Linked DNA regions of Homo sapiens: all the other regions are linked to region 2. Evidence: read pairs that join two places in POLR2A ChIA-PET (ENCODE). Cell type or tissue: A673. All regions are shown on one strand. Links, peaks and the distances in the headings refer to the core of each region. The heading gives the core; the rest is flanking DNA.

Region 1 (5,406 bases), core at 78-5,077, 350 kb before region 2:
AGAAGATTTGTTCCTCTTGTTGACTGACTGTTTTTATCCATTTTAGGAAAGCGATTGTGCTCTTCCCCGGTCTTGTTCAGGCTAAGCAGAGTTAAACCCACAAACTTTGGAGTCCAATAGAGATAAGATTCCTCCTTGCCCTTCCTATTTTTGTGATCTTATTGAACCATTCTTAGTTTCCCTTTCTGTAAAATAGCGATGAAGCAACTGACCTTCCGTAGCTCTGAGGATTAAATAACAATGCAGGCTCTTGACAGATGTTAGCTACTATTTTTATTTTTTTCAACTATTCTTATGTAACATAAATCCTTAAGAGCTAGAATAGATACAGATAAATTTGATTTGAATCCATTTTTTTTAAAGCAAATACGTAATTCCCGGAAATTTCTGGAAGTGTGTGTGTGTCTGTGTCTGGGTCTGCATCTGTGTGGGGTGCAGTTGTGTTTCTCTGGCATCTCTGGCTCTGGCATTTTGTCTCCACTTAAGTTTTGCTTTTTGTTTTGTCTTTATTCCTAGATAGTCAATCTAAACATGAAGTTTAACCTCTTTGATCTGATGCACACCCACACGCAGGCACGTGCAGGCATGTGCGCACACACACACACACACATCCACACACACACACACCCATGTCAAGTCTCTGAACATGCAACAACTTTGATAAAGGGTTGGGAGATTAAGAGAACTTTATTTTGCAGCACATGAAAACTGAAAATTCAATATCTGACATTTTTATTCTAAAACATTTTCTTGCATCAGCTACGTGTCTTTTTGCCAACTCTCTTTTTTCCTCTTCTTGCTCTCCAGACCAAAACTACCAAAATTCCTCTGAGAATATCTTCCCTAATTAAAATAATCAAATTTGTAAGACTTAATTGGTTAAAATCTAAGAATAGTAGTGATCAGTTTGTCTCTAATTAATACATTCCTTTTGGGGTGGATCTTATTCCTTCATAAAGATTCCATAACAAAATAATGTTATTCTGTAGAGAGCTTTCTGCACTGCCAATTTGAGAAGGCAATGCAGCTATTCACAGAAGATCTTTAAACAAGAGCAGTTTTTATTACTTTGAAATCACTTGCAGATGTTATTCACTATCTTTGCAGTTGCCATAAGATCAAACTCAGATATGGCACTTGTTACAGCCATCTGTTTAATGCTTCATTGAGAAACTTCATCATTCCAGCTTTTTCAGGATTATTTTTGTGAGCCCAAATCTCTGCAAAGGTGAATGTTTAAAACCTAAGTACTTACTTTTGGAGTTTAAAGTCTGTCTTCACTGCTAGATGAGACAGTAAGCTATGTGAGGGCAGGCATCCTGGCTGTGTTGTTTCCTGCTGTTTGCACATCCCTTGGCACAATGTATGCCACATGATAGAGTTTCAATCAATGTTGGTTGAATGAATGAATGCATGAACACATTTTTAAGATATGGTACATAATAAAAATGCAAAAAGGACCCTTAATTTATTTTTAGATAAGGAAGCCAGGGCCTTAATAACTGTTTAAAGTGCCCAGCTTTTAGAAATCAAGACCAAAATTTTAATGATTATAAGAAATTATTTTGGAAATGGTTGAGATCTTTCTACTACTCATGTCAGAATAATAACTTGGTGAACAATAGTACTGGAGTAACCTGTTATTATTTGAATAAATGTAGATAGAATTTTTACAAGACCTTTCTGTTAGATTTAAACACACAGCTGCCCCTCCCCACCCTCCCTCTGACTCCCTGTCAAAGGTCAAAGGCAGATTAGCATAGAGGTCTTGGGGGGAACTCTGAATTCAGGCGGTCTGAGCTCAAATCTTTACTCTGTACATCCCGAATCATGTATTCCTGGCAATCTGAATAACTCTGCTTCAGTTCCTCACTTGGAAAATAGAGGTTGTAATGTACCCGCATCCTAGTGTTACTTTATATTTCTATTCAACAGTGCCCTTTCTTTCCCTGCCCGCTTTGCTTTGCTTGCCTGCCTGCCTGCCTGCCTGCCTGCCTTCCTTCCTTCCTTCCTTCCTTCCTTCCTTCCTTCCTTCCTTCTTCCTTCCTTCCTTCCTCTCTTTCTTTCTCTCTCTCTTTCTCTGTTTAGCTTTCTTGCTTGCCAAAGTGGCATCCCCTTAATTGCTTCCTTTTTTCTATAATAATATCCTAATCTACTTTATATGAAGTTGAAACAAAATTGATTCAACTTTTTCTTGGCCTTCAAATGGGTGTTTCTAGCCCCCTCAAAGAAAATGTAGTAAATTTAAATGAGCAGGGAAATATAATGTTTAAACTATGATTTGGATTATCCTTTGTTTTCTATATGGAGCCCTTTTTCCCCCAAGCTGAGCAGCACTATGGTAGCTATCACATTGTTATCGCTACTGCTTTGTTTTATTCATTTTAAGACACATATGTTTTTCACATTTCAACATCTCTGAAACTGGGATGCATTGTAAAATCTACAGAGCCTTGTAGCTACTGTCAGTCATGCATCAAAGAGACTTTGTCATTCTTTGTGTGTGCATGAATTAAGTCCTGGCTGTACATATTGTCCTTTCACTGTACTTCTGTGCATTGCCAATACTACACATTGTTTAATCGTGATTTAAAATGTCTAAGCCTGGCACAATGGCTCACGCCTATAATAACAATGACTTGAGAGGCTGAGAAAGGAGATTGTTTGAGGGTAGGACTTTGAGAGCAGCGTGAGCAACATAGCAAGACTCCATCTCTAAAAATATTTTTGAAACATTAGCTGGTGTGGTGGTGCATGCCTGTAGTCCTAGCTGCTCAAGAGGCTGAGGTGGGGGATCACTTGAGCCCAGAAGTTCAATGCTGCAGTGAGCCATGATGGTATCACTACACTCCAGCCTGGATAGACAGAGTGAGACCCCAATATTTAAAACTTTAAAATATATTAATCTATGATTTGGCATTACAATTAAAAGTTATGTAGAAAAGCAAAGAAACTGCAGTAAGACTTTTTTTTTTTTGAGACGGAGTCTCACTCTGTCACCCAGGCTGGAGTGCAATGCCGTGATTTCAGCTCACTGCAACCTCCACCTCCCAGGTTCAAGCGATTCTCATGCCTCAGCCTCCTGAGTAGCTGGGATTGTAGGCACCTGCCACCATGCCTGACTAATTTTTGTATTTTTAGTAGAGATGGGATTTCACCATGTTGGTTAGGCTGGTCTTGAACTCCTGACCTCAGGTTATATATCCACCTCGGCCTCCCAAAGCGTTCAGATTACAGGAACGAGCCACTGCATCTGACCATAAGACTCTTAATGAAACAAATATTCATTATTGCATGAATAACCACAATTCCATTCTTTTATTTGAAAACAAATTCAAGTGTTTTGTGGAAACTGATGGAGTTCAGAAAATATATAAAATAATGCTGTATCATATAACTGGTGTCATCTTATATTCATTGAAATAAAGTAAATTTTTAGAGGGCCCAAAATTGCAATACATTTTAAAGGTATATTACTTAAGTGCTTCCCATGTATAACACAACAAATATGCTGGATGTTGTATGAGTCTCCTAAGGCTGCCACAAAATCACCACAAACTAGGTCACTTAAAATAACGGAAATTTATTGTCTTAACAGTTCTGGAGGCTAAATGATCAAAATCAATGTGTCAGCAGGGCCCTGCTCCCTCTAAAACCTGTAGGGGAAAATCTTTCCTTGCTTGTTCCTAGATTCTCATGGTTACCATCAATTGTTGGCATTCTTCAGTTTACAACTGCATCACTCTAATCTCTGCTTCTGTTGTCTCATGGCATTCTGCCTGTGTGTCTGTATTTTGACGTCTTCTTTACCTCTTGTAAAGACCCCAGTTATATTGAATTTGGGTCTAATCCAATGACTTTATCTTAATTTAATTACTTCTGTAAAACTAAACTTTCCAAATAAGATCACATTCACAAGTACCATAAGTTAGGAGTTCAACATGGTTTTTTTTTGACAGACACAATTCAACCTCTTAACGGATGCTATTTTGGAAGAGAAAAGATGACATAAGTATATGTTCAGCCCAAAAATTTATTTCATTCTGGTAGAAGAGAATACACACACACACACACTCACACACACACACACAACCACGTGCATGCATACACAAACACACAACAGGACAAGCTGTAAAGAAATAGCTATCATAAGAAAACGTAGGCAAAAAGCCAGAAGAGTTAAAAGGAAGAAAATATTACTTTAATAGTACTTGTCTTCTAGTAACTTCCATTCCAAACAATGCATAGAACCATAAACATGTTGGGACTTTGTCTACTAGCACAGCAGTGTTCATTAAATAATTAACTAATTCCATTTCTTGATGTTTAATATGTAATAGTGCTATGTTCTCCTCTATAGATAACCTAAGAACTTATATCTAGATTTATTTACAACTTCCAATAATGATCACCGCTTCCCATTTAACCTGTGAGGTTAGTCATAAAAAGATTATTTTTAGTATTTAATATAGAAATGTTAAATATAAAGTATGTAAGAATAAAACAATTCTATTTTTTAATATTAACTTTACTCCAGGGACTTGAAATAAATAATATATTTTCCTTTTTTAAAGGAAATCAGTTACCTTTTTTAAAATCAAGAATTTACTTAGATGTATGTTGGAAGTACCTAATTCAACAATGAAAATAAAGTTGGCTTTTTCTAAAGTTCTGGGGTTTTTTGTTTTAATTGGATGCTGTGAGTCCAATTAAAACATCTCTATAATATGTGTTTTATGTTGATTTTCTTGGAAAGATCGAAGAATCACTCAGGCTCAGTTTAGCCCTACATAAAATTTATGTGGTGGGCAGATTTAAGGTGGTCCTTAAATCTCATCCATGTCCTTGTATAAATAATCCCCTCTTTTGAGTGTGGGTGGAACGTATTACTTTCTTCTAGCCAGTAGAATATGGCAAAAGTGATCAGATGTCATTACCGTGATTATTACGATTTATACAAGATTTTGTCTTGAAAGTGGACATACTAGTGAGACCCTCCCCCAACCCTTTGTGAGTTTTGAAGAAGCAAGCTGTCCTGAATAACTTGCCGTATTGGAGTTCACATGGCAAAAAACTGTGGATGACCCTTAGGAACTAAGAGCTGTTTCCAGAAATAAACTGAAGCCCTCAGTTCTGCAGCCACAAGGAAATCAATTCTGCCAAAACCCAAGGGAACTTGGAAGTGTATCCTTCTCCAGCCAAGCTTCTATGGAGACTACAGCCACAGACAGAACTTAAACTGCAGGCTAGTAAAACCCTAAAGAAGAGAACCAGCTAAGTTGTGCCCAGATTTTCAACCCACAGAAATTATAAAATAATAAATGCATGTTTTTTTAAGTGGCTAAACTTGTGACCACTTGTTACATGGCAATATAAAGCAAATACAAAGTAGAACATTATGAAATC
Region 2 (5,406 bases), core at 188-5,187:
CTTCTGCTGGCACTAACACTCTGCACTGTTCTGCCCATACCGCTTCAACTGAGTTGTGGCCATACCCGTTCCTTAATTTGCTCCTAGCATATCCCCATTTGGTAAGTGCCCAAAACCTGCTACTAATGCAAGTCCTCCAAGAACACCTATATCTCAAAGTCCAGGCCCTACTTCTTGGAAGTGATCTCAAACTCCAAGGTCAGGCCTAGCTCCCTTGCTCCTACTTCTGGTCACAGGATCTCACTCTTCTTTGGCTCACTGACTCTTGAAATCCTTTATCTCCCCTATAAGATTTAGTTTTGTGGTATGTATACTGCCAAACTTAAGTAGTCCACAGAATAAGCTGACGCAGGCTTAGAAGTGTTCTATTTTCCAGGATTAAAAAAAAAAAGAAACTTAACGTTACAATTGCAAAAGAAAAAAAAAACCTAGGTAATGCCAGAGATCAGTAAAAAATAAACCAGATGAAAAAGAACTTAATAAATGAAAATGTCTTATTTGGCCCAATAAGTCCTGTTATAAACATAAATACTCTCACTCCTCCCAACAGCTCACTGGCTGCTGGGGTCCACTGTGATAATTTGACCCTAAACAGCTTTCCTTGGCTTTGTCATTACTACAGTGAGAAACACCTGGAAGAACCTATGAGCCAAGGAGTAAAGCAATGAATAAATTTCAGAAATTACCACCAGGGAAAAATGTGGTTTCATGCCCCTTACTTTGTGCTCATTTCAGGTCAACTTGCTCAAAGAACCTCACAATAAATCTGCTGCTATCAGTTCTTCTTACCAACTTTTTATCATTTCTATGTGTATTTTATTTTATTTTTCTTGCTTTGGTGGCTTAAAGATTTTAGTTCTATCATAACAAGGGAAAATATTCTCCCAAAATCTGGAAACTCTATAATGATATAATACTGGAATTTACTGTTTTATTAATGGTGTACTTTATTAAATGTAATTCCCCAAATTAAGAGGTTAATGTGTTTCTTTTTTATATATGACATGTTTTATTAGGAAAATATATTCTCATATAACCTGAAAAAGCATACAGAGCTTTTATTATTAGATGTTAACCCAATAAACCTAATCCATAGCATTTGGCTGAAAAATCTGAAACGCATTTTCCGCTAATATCGTGAAAACAGGTTGATAGCTGAATTTTCCTTACTGCTATTTAAAAAAATCACTCTGTTGATGTTGCATGAAATATGTTACCATACATTTTATCATCAAGTTTTGTCTGTCATGTTCTATTATCCTACTATCATAGAAATATATTATCATAATTATTTTACTAAGATTAGTTCTCCTTTTGACATATTCTGGAGTTTCAGTCTAGTAAGTAACAAGGCTGTCTGTTAAGGAGAAGAAAAGTCTTTAGGAAAATCCTGACAATTTTAAAGTTAGAAAATGTTTCAGAATTAACATAAGATAGATACCAATGACAAAAAAATACAATAATTATTAGGCAAATAATAAGAGCTGTGAATGTGAATTGACAACATTAAAATAGCAATATTTTTGACTAAGGTAAAGCTTGGCATGTTCAAATTTCAAAATACTGGTTTTTTCCCTTTAGATATGAACAAATTGTTTAGACAATTCGTTTCTTTCAATCCTTTGGGGCCTAACAAAACTTTAACATATCCTTCTTTCATACATGGGAAATTGATGTGTCAAAAGTCTGCATCTGTGTTCCTAAGCTTTGAAATGGTGTAATTTTTTTGATATATCTACCCCCATGTCACAAAACCGCATTCTTCCTACCCCTCTTCTCTTCCATACTACATTGATTCTTTCTTTGGGAATAATTATAGTCAGGGAAACACATAACTTTAACCGTCCCAGGTAACATGAGTTGGTGGACTGCTCATGCTCTGTCTGCCCACTCTCAACTTCACATTCCAGGTGTGTTCATGGGAAGCCAGCCTTGGGGGGCATCAGGTGACATGGAGCATTGCAGCCTCTGGTGGGCCAGCTGAAAGGCTCCGTGGTTGAGGCGTCCCAAGCAGCCTTCTGATGAGTTCCTGAATTGCTGAGTAAGATACACAGCTCTTTGTTAAGTTCCAGGAGGCCTAATTGCTTTCAGTACTCCACTCTCTTCCCTGCTCCCAGCCAATCGGCTCTGCTGAGCCCCTGAGTATTCTGGTGGGGCAAGAAAGAGGTGGCTCTTGAGCAGTGTTATACATATCTGGGGAAGCTGGGTTACTCACTCACTCTCCTCTAACTTTCCCTTGTGGAAGGAGTTTCAGTCCAAGGGATATCTGTTGGCACTTAGCTGGGCCCCTCTGCAGGAAGGATGATGCAAGTAAAGTGAAACTGTTTTTCTTACCTCTTCAATGCATCTATTCTTGGCTTTTTTTTTTTTTTTTTCCACTTCAACTGTTTGCTGGAACTTACTGATTGGACTCCTAGACTCCTACAAAGGCACTCTTGCTGTGGGTTTTTGTCCAAATCGGTGCACTGTGAGAAGAACATAGTAGAAACTATTCTGCCATCATGTCAACGTCACTCTCCCAGTGAGGATATATTTAAACTGATGCTGATCTGCACAGGAAAAAAAAAAATGGAAATTTGATCATTGAAAAAAATATGTGTATAACTGTATCTTTTCTCTGTATCTTTTCATTTTTCTACCTAGAAATCGATGTAGTCTTTCTTACCTAAAGTTTCTAAAGTTATTATTCTAGGGCTTAAGTATAAAAAATATTTACCTTTGGGCCTTTAGAAGAATCTAGATCCCCCTGAAGTGGACCCCTGAACATTCTCATTTATTGAGTTGAGGAAAAACGTAAGTTTCTGCATTTTCACAAGGAATTCCAATAATCCTGGTGTGGATATTTCTTAGACCACATCTTTGAATATTTTAAATAATTATCTCCATCAGTATCAAATGCAGTTATGCATTAAGTAACTTATTTTTGTTGATGGCTGATATAGTCTAGCTCTATGTCCCCAGCCAATTCTCATCTTGAATTGTAATCCCTACAGGTTGGGGGAAGGACCTTGTGGGAGGTGATTGAATCATGGGGGCCTTTCCCCCATGTTCTCATGAGAGTGAGTGAGTTCTCACGAGATCTGGTGGTTTTGTGACAGGCTTTTCCACCCTTCTCTGCACTTCTCTCATTCTTCTTCTCCTTCTTGTTGCCATGTGAAGAAGGATGTGTTTGCTTCCCCTTCCACCATGATTGTGAATTTTCTGAGGCCTCCCCAACCCTGTGGAACTGTGAGTTAATTAAACCTCTTTTCTTTATAAATTACCCAGTCTTGGGTATTTCTTCGTATCAGCATAAGAATGGACTAATACAATGGCTTTAAAAATTTAAGCAGATCCTTCACTGAATTATTGATTGGCTCTCATGGTAAAACAGTGTCAAATATTTTTAAAAGGCAGTGTTCTCTAATTCTGTATATAATGTACTTTATTGCTGTGGGTTGTGTTTCCAAATGGAAGAACTCTATAGTTTTAACTGAACCGTAGTGTGTCTCCAGTATTTCTAATTTACATGGAGCTAAGGAAGCTCTACATAAAATAGAAGTAAGAAAGAAGACACAAGGTGTACTAATAACCAACCAGGAGGACTATGTCTTTTTATTTAAATAAGAGGATCTTAAAGACAATGATCAAAGCAAATTCTTCAAAGGACAAAATAAAATGTGAAGGAAGTATCATGGATACCCATTATCCTGCCTAATTTTGACGATATTGTCCAGATGCAGGTCAACTTGCTCCACACTTTACTTGTTTAGAGATATAGTTGCTCAATTAAACTTAAGCAATTTTTTTTTTTTTTTACTAAGACTGATTCTCTGACAGACTCCATAATACTTGTTTTTGTGCTTTGAATCTCGTATTTTTTTAAGTTGGTAACATATGCTAAAAGAAGCTCAAGGAGTTAAAAAAAGGAGAGAAAAGACAAAAGTAATTCTCTCTTTTATACCAGTATACAGTCCTCAGGTCTCCTCCTTGGAAGCAAATGTTATCAGTCATGTCTATTTCTTAAGTTTATTTCCAGAGTATATTGAATATTGTGGAGTGAGGGCGAGTGTGACGTCAGAAGGAATATAAATAAATGCCAGTCAGGAAATGCCCTTGGTTTCAAATTAGCAGGAGACATGCACTAAAGAATGTCTTAGTAACCTAAATGAGTTAATATTACTAAGCAGCATTTTTACCACCAGATAATGACTTAGATAGCAGAGAAAATGTAATGTATTCTTCAAGGATGCATGTATTCTCTCAGGAAAAGTAAATGAAATTTCTCTTAACAAGTACTGCTTTCAGCAGCCAACAGAAATTTAAATGAGAATGCATTTTAGCATAATGAAAATTACCTGAGTTTTAAAATAACCCTTGGGATTGTAGAAACACTGGCAACCAATCAATTGTTCTTGCAGAGCAAGATCAATGACCACCCTCTTGTAGTAATGTGTTTGGAAAACAATTTGGAGGTAAATGGAGAAATTGCTTTCTGTGACCTATTTATGAACTTTCTTTGTAATATCTGACTAAAAAGATTTTTAGAAAGATTAAAAAATATATAATGGCACCAAAAAGGCAAAAGTTGTAACTAATTATTAAGTGAGAATGACTTTGAAAACAAAACTTTAATTGAATACCTACTACTTATAAGTTACTATGCTAGGGTTATAAAATAACTTTGAGAAATTTTCAATATAATTAAGAAAGTGACATATATGCGAAGAGTATAATCTTTATCTAATACAGTATCTATTTAGAAAATGAGACAGAATTAAGTGGACTCTGTAAATCAGATTCTCTTCAGACCTATGCTACTCTTGGTGTCTTTTTTGCAAAGTGCAGTAGGTCATCTGGGTTAATGGGACCACTAGCAGTTAGCAGGTAGATGGGCAGTGCCCACTGCTGAGATCAGCCAGATGCTCTGCTAACACATACCAAATTTTAAGAGTTTTAGTTCTTTTTTTGGGCTATGTTTCTATCAGAACTTACCGACAGCCTAGGTTAAAAATTTATTTTTGGTAAAGTTACCAATAACTAATCTTTGGTCATTAGAATTCATGTAGGTGCAAATGTATCATTTCTCTTTAGGCAAGATTTCATTCTCTGTTGCACCGTAGATTTGTGTTTATATTTGTGCTTATATTTTAATGTGATGAGACTTTTCTTCAAATAAATTTTATAATGGTTTTGAATTCAATAATATGATAACCCATTTTTCTTGTGCAAGTTCACAACCAATTCAGAGAGAGAGGGAATCACAATGACAGTAGATAAAAATGTCAGTTTTATTCTTGATAAAAGCTAGATTGGAGTACATGGATTCATTGCGCAGTAATAATGGACATGTCCTCCAGTTTTAAACTAGGCAGACTTTTCCACTCAGTCTTTAGAGCAGCTGGGCAACCACAGGTTTTCCCCACT
Region 3 (5,406 bases), core at 78-5,077, 69 kb before region 2:
AAATACTTGTCAAATGAATAAATGAATAAACTTAAAATGAAAAATTGAAAAAAGCTATTGAATGTATTGGCCCACAATGGATTAAACATTTCCAAATTGGCAGTGCTGTAACCAGGAGATCATGTTATACAGATGTATTAGGAAATAATGTTTTTATGCATTGTAAAACACAAAATAATGATGACTTATCTTGGTATATATTACTACTCTTCACTTCTTAATAATGGCTTCTATTACCCCTTCCTCACCTGCAAAAATATCAATGAGGAAAAGAACTTTCTATTGTTAAAAGAGTTTATACAATAAATGCTTAGAGCAGTGCCTACATCGTAGTAAATTCTCAGTCAATATCCCCTGTTACTATTATATCATCACTTTTATTTAGTATTTATGGTAAATTTTAATGATAAAATTAATACAATTTTTTTAGTATTATCATACTTGTTAATTATAATTTAAAACTTGGTTTTTCTCTACTGTTTACAGAGTTTTTTCCTTTGTTATTGATTTACAATTATTAAATAAAATTATTAAGTATAGTGACTAATTCCCAATATATATTTGAATATCTTATAGTTACGTAATAAGGAATCTTCAAAGGAGTGAGACCCCAATTCAAAGTTAGGTTTATAGTCTTTGAAAATAAAATATTCTTCCTTTTTTACTTGAAACAAAGGTGAATGTAGAGACTGTATTACAGTAAGTCAATGGACTGAAATTTTTTCCTCTTACCTTTTTAATTCTTAGTTTGATGTCTGATGTAACAAAGCACTTCCAAATTTTAGAAACTGAAGCTTCTTTTAATTTGTGTTTTAATGAACAAGTTTTTTGGAACAACTTTGGCCCATTCAATAAAAAAATTAAAAAATAGTAAAAAGCTTTAGTTTGGTTTGTGTATTATGAAATAAAATTTATTTATTTATTTATGACTGAGTTTTGCTGTTGTTGCCCAGGCTGGAGTACAATGGCATGACCTTGGCTCACTGCAACCTCCACCTCCTGGGTTCAAGAGATTCTCCTGCCTCAGCCTCCCGAGTAGCTGGGATTACGGGCAACTGCTATCGTGCCCGGCTAATTTTTGTATTTTTAGTAGAGACGGGATTTCGCCATGTTGGCCAGGCTGGTCTCGAACTCCTGACCTCAGGTGATCTGCCTGCCTGAGCCTCCCAAAGTGCTGGGATTGCAAGCATGAGCCACCGCGCCTGGCCAAAATAAAATTTATTATTTTTCATTTTCACTTTTTAACAAAGATAACTCGGGGATGGGATGTCATGTTACTTTTAGTCTTCAGAAGTAGAAATCTAAGAATACCAAATAGAATAGAATAGATTAATAGAGTGGGTCATTTACAATTTCAGGTATTTTTTGAATGTAGTTTTTGTTTCATATTATTAAAGCTGAGCCTATTATTAATGGTCATTGTTAATGCAGTTTGAGTTTAATTGTATACTGCTCAGAAGATATTACTGTGACGTATATCATTCTGAAAAATTTTATCAAATTGTTTAGTTCAGTTAGATTTTCCTTTCTTTGGCTACCTTACAAATTATTTTTCACTATTTTTTATGGTTGTAGAGATATAGTACTCTAGGTTAAATTAAATTCAAGAATAGTTAGAGAAATTTTTTTTTTTTAAATAGACAACTGTGGCTCAACCTTGGGTAGTAAGAGCAAAGAAATAACAAATATTTCAAATTTCTAGCAAGTATTTCAAAGAAAACAAACAGAAATTACATCTTCATACTATCACTAAATTGATAGAACCTATGTTGATTACTCATTTAGAACAATTTTGGTTATTTTAAATTAAATAGGAAACTTTAAAATCTTTCTTTTTCTTAGGCAATCAATTGAGGATGATGGACATGCCTGTTTCCTGTTAGTTTATTCCCCAGCAAAACTGTTTATAGTAGCGAGTTTGCGCTGGAGTTTCCAGAGTTCAAGCCCAGGTTCCACTATATGACTCTGGGCAACTTATCCTACATAAGCCTTATTTTAGTTTTTCAAATACAAGTGTCAATAGTGCCTATACTATTATGTTTTATAAACAGCAAATAAAATAAGTAAAGTTCTTTGCACAGTTTGAGGACATATTGACTGCTCAGTAAATACAAGCTCTCATCATTACTTAGTGGCAGAATGTGATCATTATACATAGATTGTTTTCTTTTCTGTCAATTACTAACAATGAAATGAATTCTTAGGTATCAGTCTTTTCTATGGGATTAAGAATAAAGTGTTTATATAGGATTAAAATAAGAATAGTAGATTTAAACTCAGTAAATCAAAGGAATGGATACAGTAAAACACTATATAAGAATTAAGACATTCTCTCAAAGAAAATGTTCACTGCATTTGGATCATTTTAGTTTAAAAATAATTGAATACTATTTTATTTAACTGTTTATACTAAAAGAAATTAGGTTTTTTGATTGTACAGAGACATCAAAATGCTGAAATGGCAAGAGAATTTAATGTTGTAATTGTAAAATTAAATATTTAATGCTCCCATTTAAGTTTACAAGGCCTTGAAGAAATTACCTTCTGATGAAGCTGAATAAGGCTGGAAGTGTCACTGCTGAGAAAATTCTCAGTACTTGGCTCTGAATTGTCTTTTGACACCTTCAGCATTACCTTTGACATTCTTTTCACAGCCTCAACCATTACCAGCTTCCTGATGCCTGTCATAGTATGCATTTTCAGGATTCCAGGGTTTCTGAATCAGAGGAGCTTCTTGCATATTTCATTAGGCACAAAGTTTTTCACACAAAATGGTTAGCTATAACTGGGTCATTGCTACTGAACAAAGAATGACACATTTAATGTCATTTTTCACTGGCAAAATATGTTCTGTACTTACAGTAAAATGTGACTCACACAATGTAAAAAGCTCATATTATTTTCCCTTTGCCTGGCTGTCTCAAAGAGCAAAAACTAAAGTCGTGATTTTTTAAAAATGGATTCTTTTGTGGAGGTACGTGTCCAAAATCTGAAGGAAAACATTACTCATCCAAAACAATTTTTGTAAGTGAAAAACAGTTTTTTTATTTGACTGCTCTTATATGTTGATTTCTAATATTTGTTCTACTTTTAACCATGTTCAAAATGGTGAACTATCAGTTTGTTGTTTTTTACTTTGATGAAATGACGTTAAATCTGAGAATTTTTGACGTTTGATGAGACTTCACGCCACGTACTTCAATTTAGCACCTATCTATCAACTATGCTTAGACAGAGAAACATAATCAAGCCTGTTTCTCATATATAGTAGGGAAAAAAGAAATCACATCCAAACATTTCTAATAGAGGGACTGGGTACTAGTAGAGTGATGCCCAGAACACTACAGTGAAGTCATAATTTTAGAATTACAAATGTAAATCAGATGTGTGAATACATATTTTTATTCCTTATAATTAAAGTTAACTTTTCTGTAGATCTGTTTTTAAACATGATAGTAGAATAAAACACATTTTACAATTGTAACCCAGTTACTTCCCATTTTTAGTTCAGTCTCAGCTTTTTTGTTTCTTTTACTTTCTTCTCAAGGTTACTTCACAATGATGTCTACTCTCAAGCGAGGGTGTTTTCCGTAGAGTCCAGATTGAAGGTCAGGCAAATCTCTACTATTTTCAAAGTCCTTCAGTGACGGATATATTATATGTCAACTTGGCTGGGGCATTGTGCCCATATTTGGTCAAACATTATTCTGGATGTTTCTATGAAGGTTTGTTTTGTTTTGTTTTTTTGGCACAGGGTGAGGGTAGTAAAATTAACATTGAAACAGCTGGACTTTGAGTAAAGCAGATTACCCTCCTTAATGTAGGTGGGTTTCATTCAATCATTTCAAGACTGCAATCGAACAAAAGACTATCTTCCATGGAGTAAGAAGGAACAAGACCAATAGACAGCCTTTAGACTTGAACTGCAACTCTTTGCTGAGTCTCCAGGCTGCCAGGCTACCCCATTAGATTTTCGATTTACCAATCCTCCACAATAGAATGAGCCAAATTAACAAAATAAGTTTCTCCCTCTCTCTATCTCTCTCTCTCTTTCTCCTACACAGCCACACACCCCTATCCCTCTCTTTCCTTCTTTCTCTTACCTGAATGTCCAATAAAATTGCTTCATTATTATACATCCTTCCTTCCCTGTGGTTAATATAAGCTGTTTGAGTCTGCCAATGTTTAAAATGTGATTTTTACAATAAAGCTCTAAAAATCCCATAAAACCTCAATGGGTGTCTGATTCTAGGCACTGAAATCCAGGGCTTTCATTACTATTGTCTATATCAAGGAGAGAGAGGGGGCGAACAGCTCCAAAATCAGAAACTCAATCTACTCTGTTATTTCTCTCTCTCTCTCTCTCTCTTTCTCCCTTTCTCTGTGCTTGTACATATGTGTGTGTACATTTGTATGTGTTTCACCATTTTGGTTTAATGGTGGATGGATATAGGTCAAAAGGAACTAAGAGAGTAAACATTACATTGACTACCTCAAAATATTGTCCCACTACAGGGGTTACTATAGTTTGATAAGAAAATTCATGTTCCCAGTATCTTGAAGGATGCTTTTATGTTTTATGAAATGGCGTAAGCAAATAGTAGGAAATATTCGAGAACTATGACTACCATTGTGTAGATACAGCAGAAAGAACTAGCAAATTATAAAGCAGCAAGGCGTAGTGGGAAATCATGGACTTTAATCAAATCAAATTTGATTTAAATCCTGGTTTGAGTACTAGCTATGCCTTGAACAGGTTTCTGAAACAGCCTAAGCTTTGATTTTCTAACATATATAATGGGGATAATAACAAAATCTGCCTGATAAGGGTTTTTTTGAAAATTAACTTTTTACACATTCTAGTCTTTTAAAAATACAAATTATTTTATACCACTCTTCTGCTTTAAGTGTTTTATTTCCTTACCAACATACTCCATAACTTCTTCCTGCCTCTGCAACCATATTTCACGCCACTTTTGCCCCTTACACTCTAAGATACAGTCATATGGAACATTTTATGGTTCATAATATCTACTGCATTCTCTCACTTTTGGGTTTTGGTATAGATTATGTCCTCTGACTGGAACTCTCCCTCCACCATCTCCTTAGCTTAGACAATGCCTGTTCATCCTTCGAATCATCTAAATGTAATGACAGTTTCTTGGGCAAGCTTTCCTGATCTCTAAATCAAGGTCAGCTCCCTAAGCTCTTGGCTCCCGTACTGAAACTTTTTCTTATGTAACTCTCATAAACACATAGCATAATGTTTTGCATGTTTTTCTTCCCTATCAGTTGCAAGTTCCAGCAGAGCTGATATATTTTCATTTCATTCGCTACTATAGCCCTAGAGCCTGACATAGTTTCTGGCTGTGAATGCTCAATAAATATTTGTTTAATTGAGTAGAA

Evidence for each region. ChIA-PET counts read pairs that join two places held together with the same protein. Peaks named below come from ENCODE experiments on the same cell type or tissue, not always from the same donor. Only the 100,000 strongest peaks of a DNase experiment are listed, where the experiment ranks them.
Region 1: POLR2A ChIA-PET joins it to region 2 with 11 read pairs; 1 of 35 experiments calls an interaction of 5 or more read pairs at or near these places.
Region 3: POLR2A ChIA-PET joins it to region 2 with 9 read pairs; 2 of 35 experiments call an interaction of 5 or more read pairs at or near these places.

The regions. Positions count from the first base shown.
Region 1 is chr4:164,478,676-164,484,081 of GRCh38, reverse strand. No RefSeq gene overlaps it. Among named protein-coding and RNA genes, the nearest start is that of MARCHF1, 97 kb to the right of the region's middle. In A673, for the core only: no CTCF peak of the experiment used is centred there; DNase peaks (open chromatin) are centred at 1,101, 2,131 and 2,301; H3K27ac peaks cover 4,215 bases.
Region 2 is chr4:164,133,242-164,138,647 of GRCh38, reverse strand. The region is part of intron 1 of MARCHF1 (membrane associated ring-CH-type finger 1); the gene reads left to right. Among named protein-coding and RNA genes, the nearest start is that of MARCHF1, 250 kb to the left of the region's middle. In A673, for the core only: no CTCF peak of the experiment used is centred there; a DNase peak (open chromatin) is centred at 2,207; H3K27ac peaks cover 2,178 bases.
Region 3 is chr4:164,201,957-164,207,362 of GRCh38, reverse strand. All of the region lies in intron 1 of MARCHF1 (membrane associated ring-CH-type finger 1), which reads left to right. Among named protein-coding and RNA genes, the nearest start is that of MARCHF1, 180 kb to the left of the region's middle. In A673, for the core only: no CTCF peak of the experiment used is centred there; a DNase peak (open chromatin) is centred at 2,692; H3K27ac peaks cover 882 bases.